Regions from separate parts of the Homo sapiens genome. Here region 1 is linked to region 2. Evidence: chromatin contacts called from ENCODE Hi-C data. All regions are on one chromosome and are shown on one strand. Each heading gives the region's core, a stretch centred on a gene start or an enhancer-like site at or near the end of the contact. The rest is flanking DNA. Distances are from core to core; before and after follow the strand shown.

Evidence for each region. A loop is a pair of places that touch in the nucleus more often than their neighbours do. Pooled maps may share reads with other maps.
Region 1: a map with no recorded cell type shows a loop between it and region 2 (4-fold over the local background). The contact joins two enhancer-like sites. A Hi-C loop is called at or near these places in 4 of 37 single-sample maps with no recorded cell type and 1 of 50 pooled maps.

Annotation. Positions count from the first base shown.
Region 1 is chr9:132,380,095-132,383,739 of GRCh38, reverse strand. All of the region lies in intron 9 of TTF1 (transcription termination factor 1), which reads left to right. Among named protein-coding and RNA genes, the nearest start is that of TTF1, 25 kb to the left of the region's middle. RefSeq lists an enhancer at 1,320-1,479. Within about 2 kb of position 1,564, at least 6 of the 41 ENCODE cell types and tissues checked have a DNase peak (open chromatin) inside an H3K27ac peak, as active enhancers do.
Region 2 is chr9:131,254,274-131,257,668 of GRCh38, reverse strand. No RefSeq gene overlaps it. Among named protein-coding and RNA genes, the nearest start is that of FAM78A, 21 kb to the left of the region's middle. RefSeq lists enhancers at 1,020-1,199, 1,580-1,729, 3,286-3,395. Within about 2 kb of position 1,273, at least 27 of the 41 ENCODE cell types and tissues checked have a DNase peak (open chromatin) inside an H3K27ac peak, as active enhancers do.

The DNA.
Region 1 (3,645 bases), core at 315-2,814, 1.1 Mb before region 2:
TTTATTCGAGACTTCCAGTCTCTGTGCTCTGGACCAAATAAATCAGACCAGCCCTCCCTCCAGCCCACCTGCCACCGAAGACACCCAAGAAAGGCAAATGAAATGTATGCAAAGTCTCTTAAAGGCTTCAAAAAGCTAAACAAGTTGCAAGAGTAACAGAAAGAACCCCGCATCCCCTTTACCCATAGTCGCCTCTTCTGAACATTCTGCTACGTTCACTTTATCATCCCTCTCTCCCTCCTCCAAGGGAATACGGTTTTTCCCATAACCATTCAAGAGTTAGTGGCAGATACCACTTCCCAAGCAAGGATGTTATTTTACATAACCATAGTACAATCGAGAATCAGGAAGTTTCACATTGATATAGTACACCCTCTAAAACATAGTCCACATTCAGATTTCACCAGTTGTCCCAGTAATGTCCTTGATAGCATTTTCCCCCTTTAATAATTGTTCCATTTCCTTAGTGTCCTTTTTTTTTTTTTTTTTGAAGACAAGAGTCTTACTCTGTTGCCCAGGCTGGAGTTACAATGGTGTGATCTCAGCTCACTGCACCCTCTGCCTCCCAGGTTCAAGCAATTCTTGTGCCTCAGCCACCTAAATAGCTGGAATTAGAGGCATGCACCACCCTGCCTGGCTAGTTTTTTTTTTAATTAGTTAATTTTTTTTTTTTTGAGACGGATTTTCACTCTTGTTGCCCAGGCTGGAGTGCAACAGCGTGATCTCGGTTCCCTGCAACCTCCACCTTCCGGGTTCAAGCAGTTCTCCTGTCTCAGCCTCTGAATAGCTGGGATTACAGGTACCTGCCACCATACCTGGCTAATTTTTGTATTTTTAATAGAGACAAGGTTTCACCATGTTGGCCAGGCTGGTCTCAAACTCCTTACCTCAAGTGATCCACCCACCTCAGCCTCCCAAATTGCTGAGATTACAGGCGTGAGCCACCACACCTGACTTTTTTTTTTTTTTTTTTTTTTTGTATTTTTAGTAGAGATGGGGTTTTGCCATGTTGCCCAGGCTATGCTTGAACTCCTGGCCTTAATCCCTCTCAAAGTGCTGGGATTACAGACGTGAGCCACCATGCCCGGCCTTCCTTACTGTCTTTTAATCTATGAAGATCGTCCATCTTTGCTGTTGATGGTAGTGAAATTTTGGAGGAATACAGGCTAGGTGTTTTGTAGAATGTCCGCAGTTGGCACTTGTCTGGTATTTCCTCTTGAGGAGATTCAGGCTGTGTCCTTCGGGCAGGAGTACAGCATATTCCTGATGTTTGCTATCACTGCATTACGTCACAAGGTACATAATTCTCGTTTTGACTTTTTTTTATTATTTAGCTAAGGCAGCATCTGCCTCTTTTCCCCACTGTATAAAAATACTGGTTCTTCCTTTGGTGGTAAGAAATGGCTGTGGGAAGACATTTTAAGACTATATAAAGATCCTGTTCCTCTTTAAGCTTCTGTCAGTTTCCTTGTGGTTTTCATTTGCATTTCTCATGTGAGAAGTGAGATTGAACATGGCTCTTGTGTTTATAAGCTGTCTCTCTTTCCCTTCACTGTGAGCCTTCACTGCACATAGCTCTTGCATTTTAATCAGTTCCTGCGATTGGAGGGCCCACCACTCTCGATATCTCAACTTACTGCTTGCTACGCAAGGGAGAGCTGGGCTGCAGAGCACAGGCCCTCTACGTGTTGCCGAGCATCATGGGGCTCGGGGATCAGTGACTTTCAGATGCAGGGATGTTGAGGGATTGTTTGGCCTTTGGTTTTGGAAGGTAGACAGTGGGGTGAGGCTGCTGCAGCCTGGCTGACTTCCAGAAGTGTGGCTACTGGTGTGAGGTCGCCATTGGTCCATTAGGAAAGATTTTGTTTTGTTTCTAGTCAATATTCTGCGGAACCATTAGGGAGGGTTTAAACTGGTTCTGGTGGTTAGTTATTTATGGTTTGGGATTATAACCAAACAAGAAAGGACAATCCGTCTCTTCCTTCTTGAATGTGGAGAATTGGAAATTCTTAGTCCAGGCCCTGCCAGGACTCACAGATACATGCCGTGGTCCCAAAGTCTTTTCTTTTCTAGCTCATCTGAGGGGCAGGGTGCCCACTCTTCAGCATCATAGGCCCCAAGCAGGGAGGGTGCCAGGTGCTTTGAAGGAGGTGACGCTGATGTGCACCCCACCAGCTCCCATCTTGAGAACGACTTACATTGACAAAGCCCTTTATAATGTCAAACCACTTTTTAAAAATTCAACTTTTCGGCCGGGCGTGGTGATTCACGCCTGTAATCCCAGCACTTTGGGAGGCCAAGGCGGGTGGATTGCTTGAGGTCAGGAGTTTGAGACCAACCTGCCCAACATGGTGAAACCCCATCTCTACTAAAATACAAAAATTAGCTGGGCGTGGTAGCAGGTACCTGTAATCCCAGCTACTGGGGAGGCTGAGGCAGAATTGCTTGAACCCAGGAGGAGGAGGTTGCAGTGAGCCGAGATTGCGTCACTGCACTCCAGCCTGGGCCACAGAGCCAGACTCCATCTCAAAAAAAAAAAAAATTCAGCTTTTCCATTAAATTTGTGTATGCTTTGTGACATTTCTTCAGATCACATGATTTTTAAAACTAAAATGGGTTTTTATGGTTTTAAATAAAATTACATGTTTAAAAACTGATTATTAAGCTGCACGTGGTGACACATGCCTGTTGTCCCAGCTACTCTGGAGGCTGAAGTGGGAGGATCGCTTGAGCCTGGGAGCCAGAAGTTGCAGTGACCCGAGATCACGCCACTGCATTCCAGCCTGGGTGACAGAGTGAGACCCTGTCTCAAGAAAATAAATTAAATAAAAATAAATAAAAGGGCCCCACAAAATCCAGGTAGGGGGTAACTGATGAACTGATTACCTATTTCAGATTTACGAATCTCAAAACTCTAAGATAGAGATTATGGCATCTAGTCAAATACTATTTGAAATACTACGTACTCTCAAAGTTTTAATAACAAAATGGTAAAAATTATATTGAAGGTTCAGTCTCCTCAGATTCTTAAAGACTTTGTGAATTATATAGGCAGGATTTAAGGATAGCATCTCCACCTAATGAGGTGTAACACTTGCTTGGTTTTAAAACGTCCAGATCAGTTCTTGTTGCTTCCTGAAGCATGGGCTTGGGTCTGCAGCATGTTGGGCGCACAGCATTATGGGAAGGGAAAAGGCACAGGCTGCCGTAGAGCTGGGGTTTCAGAGTGAGACAGATTTGGCATAGAGTCCAGGGACTCCACTTAAAGTCTGTGGGCAGTTGTTCCCTATTTGTCTGAGCCTTTGTTTCCTCATCTGCATTATGGTTTAATAGGCTGTCAGGAAGGCTAAAGGAGATAATGGGCCAGGTGCAGTGGCTCATGCCTGTAGTCCCAGCACTTTGGGAGGCCAAAGCAGGTGGGTCACCTGAAGTCAGGAGTTCAAGACCAGTCTGGCCAGCATGGTGAAGCCCTATCTTTACTAAAAATACAAAAATACAAAAATTTAGCTGGGCGTGGTGGTGGGCACCTGTAATCCCAGCTACTCAGGAGGCTGAGCCAGGAGAACAACCTGAACCTTGGAGGCAGAAGTTGCAGTGAACTGAGAATGTGCCTCTGCACTCCAGCCTGGGTGACAGAGCGAGACT
Region 2 (3,395 bases), core at 24-2,523:
ACAAGCAGGACAGTGTCAGTCTGGACGGGGGCTCCATGCCCTGCCCTCAGCCAGCAGCTGTTGAGGGGTCCTGTGGGGCCCCAGCCTTGAATGGATACCATCTTATAAATGGAGCTTTCTTGTGTAAACATGGGTGGGGGCCCTGGAGGTCCTGGAGTGGCTGTGGGCTCTGAAGGTAGATCACAGGTTCAAGGCCGTTTATGTGAGCTTGAGCCCGACACTCAGCCCCTCTGAGCCCTACTTACTTTGTATGGAAAAATGGAGATGTGGCCAGGTGTGGTAGCTCGCACCTGTAATCTCAGCGCTCTGGGAGGCTGAGGTGGGTGGATCACTTGAGGTCAGGAGTTTGAGACCAGCCTGGCCAACATGGCGAAACCCCGTCTCTACTAAAATACAAAAATTAGCCCGGTGTGGTGGTGGGCACCTATAGTCCCAGCTACTCAGGAGGCTGAGGCAGGAGAATCACTGGAACCCGGGAGGCAGAGGCTGTAGTGAGCCGAGATTGCGCCACTGCACTCCAGCCTGGGTGACAGAGTGAGACCCTGTCTCAAAAAAAAAAAAAAAAAAAAAAAAAAAGGAAAAAGAAAATGGAGATTTTCAGAGGAGCTGCCTCCTGGCGGATTCAGTGGAAACTCCCTGTTCTTTCTGGGTGCGAACTCATTGAATCCTCATGACAACCCCACAAGGGAGGTGTTAACTGCCACCCCCATTTCACAGACGAAGGAACGGGGAGAGTGGACGCCAAGGAGCTGCCTGAGACCACATAGCTAGGGGAAGGCGGAGCCAGGATTCGAACTCTGGCCACAGAGCCACCTCTCGCCATAGCGCACTCTCAGTCTTGAGCCTGAGACGGTGGGGCCATGTGCAGTGTCCAATAACATTGGTGACTGTTACTGAGAAGGTCCCAGGCCTCTGCTCCCCCATCCTGGGTGCCCCGGGCAGGAAGTGCACCCCCCTCCCCACCCCGGAAGTCTCGGGGCAGTCAGTTCTTTCTGGCCCACAATGAGCCCATCTGATTCCCTTTGAGCAGGGGCCGGCTGCTGCACCCACCGCACACAGGCTCATCATCCAGGGTGGGCAGTGGCTTCTCTGCACCCCCACGGGGACAGGGAGGCCCCATGCACTCTGGGCATCAGAATTCGGGTCTTCTGTGGGTTCTCCACGTTGCAGCAAACCAACGGCGCTCACATCCTGCCTCCTGGGGCTGAGACACCAAAGCAGGAAATTGCATAACAGGCATTGCTGGCCGAGCTCCACGCAGATGGCTCCTGGGTGGTGCAGTTCACTGTCGTGGTTTGGCTTCTCGGTGTGGAGTCGGCTCCTGAGCTCTGCCCATGAGAGACTATGGTGTGTGTGTGTGTGTGTGTGTGTGTGTGTGTGTGTGTGTGTGTGTGTGTGTGTGTGTGTGTGTACAGAGAATGGGATGCAGGCCTAACCTGATAGCAGGGTTTCAGAAGCTCAGGAGAGCAAAGCCTTCATGCAGAGGCGCAGTGAGACGGGAGATGGGGAGACGCAGCTGAATCTGTGGGTAACAGTTTCGAGAGGGAAATGTACAAGGAGGGAGTTGTGAGTAAAGTGGATTCCAAGTGGCATTTAGTCACAGAGTGGAAGCCCTCCAGCCTCTCCAGCTGACAGCAGGTGAAATTTAGAAGTCCAGACTGGGAGAAGAGGCACAGACAGTAGATTCTGCCCAGCTGTCACGGGTTCCTCTCCAGGATCTGGGCCTGGGAGAGCCGGCTGTCTGGGCCAGGCCAGGCTCACCTGCCTGAGACATCCAGGGTCTGGGAGAAGCAGCTGCACAGCGACCCCATAACATCTCCACCTCCCACTTTCAAAGTCACTTCTCAGGAGAGCCTCTTCTGCTCTGGGGCTGTTTTAAATGGGACAGAGACTTGCTGTAGTCTGGGCCATGAGGCCAAACAGGAAAGCCCCTCTTGGAGCCCAAAAGAAGACAGTTTCATCAGGAAACAAAAAAGCTGATGGCCTGGCGGGGTGCGGTGGCTCACGCCTGTAATCCCAGAACTTTGGGAGGCCAAGGTGGGTGGATCACGAGGTCAGGAGTTCAAGACCAGCCTGACCGACATGGTGAAACCCTGTCTCTACTAAAAATACAAAAATTAGCCAGGCATGGTGGCGGGTGCCTATAATCCTAACTACTCAGGAGGCTGAGGCAGGAGAATCGCTTGAACCCAGGAGGCAGACGTTGGAGTGAGCCGAGACTGTACCACTACACTCCAGAGCCTGGGTGACAGAGTGAGGCTCCATCTAAAAAAAAAAAAAAAAAAGTGTGATGGCCTGTGGCGCTTGCAGGCCCTCGGAGGTTTCTAACAGCCCAGGTGATCTTCTGTCGCCTCTGGCTTGGTGGTTCTCTTGGTCATCCTCTATCCTGCTTGGGCGCCCCCACAGAAATGGCTTCCCACCTGGTTGGGGTCTGGGCATAGGATGAAAGCAAATATTTTACTGTGTGACAGTCCAAAAATTGCCCATCAGGATCACAGGGCACAACCAGCCACTCCGGTGCTGTCCAGGCCCCTTCCTGCCACTGCTGACCCTTCAAGTATGCTCTTCCCCTTCAATCAGTGAGGACGCTGCCCCACAGAAGGGACCAAGGGGCTTGCCAAAGGTCACTTTTCTGGGAAGATGCAGAGCTAGGCTGGTTTCAAACACCCGGCCTTTGACCCCGTGCTTTGTCTCAGCTCCTTCTATGACACCCCAGCCTTCTGGTACCCCAGTTCTACCAGACTGCCCTCAGCTGTCCTGTTGCTAAGGTTCCTCGGCATGACGCTGAGTCCGAGTCCTTAGCAGCCCTGTTGACCCTGGACGATGGAAACTTTTTTTTTTTGAGACGGAGTTTCACTCTTGTCCCCTAGGCTGGAGTGGAATGGTGCAATCTCAGCTCACTGCAACTTCTGCCTCCCGGGTTCAAGCAATTCTGCCTCAGCCTCCTGACTAGCTGGGATTACAGGCGCTCCACGCCACGCCCGGCTAATTTTTATATTTTTAGTAGAGATGGGGTTTCACCACGTTGGCCAGGCTGGTCTCGAACTCCTGACCTCAGTGATCTGCCCGCCTCGGCCTCCCAAAGTGCTGGGATTACAGGCTTGAGCCACTGCGCCCGGCCGATGGAAACTACTAAATGCAAGCGAACACGTCGGAGTGAATGAACTCCATCTCTGTGCCTGTGTGCAGGGAGGTGAACCCGAAATCAACATGGGAACTGGCGAAGGCCAGCCCAGCTCCCTTCAGGCCCAGACGGCACGACTTGGAATGCAGAGGCAGGATTAGTTCCTGTATCAGCCTGAGCCCTGGTTCTTATTTCATGTTCCCTTTTCAATCAGACAGAAGAAGGGTGGGTGTTTACGGCGGGCCAGACACAGCTGGGAGCCCTGCACTAT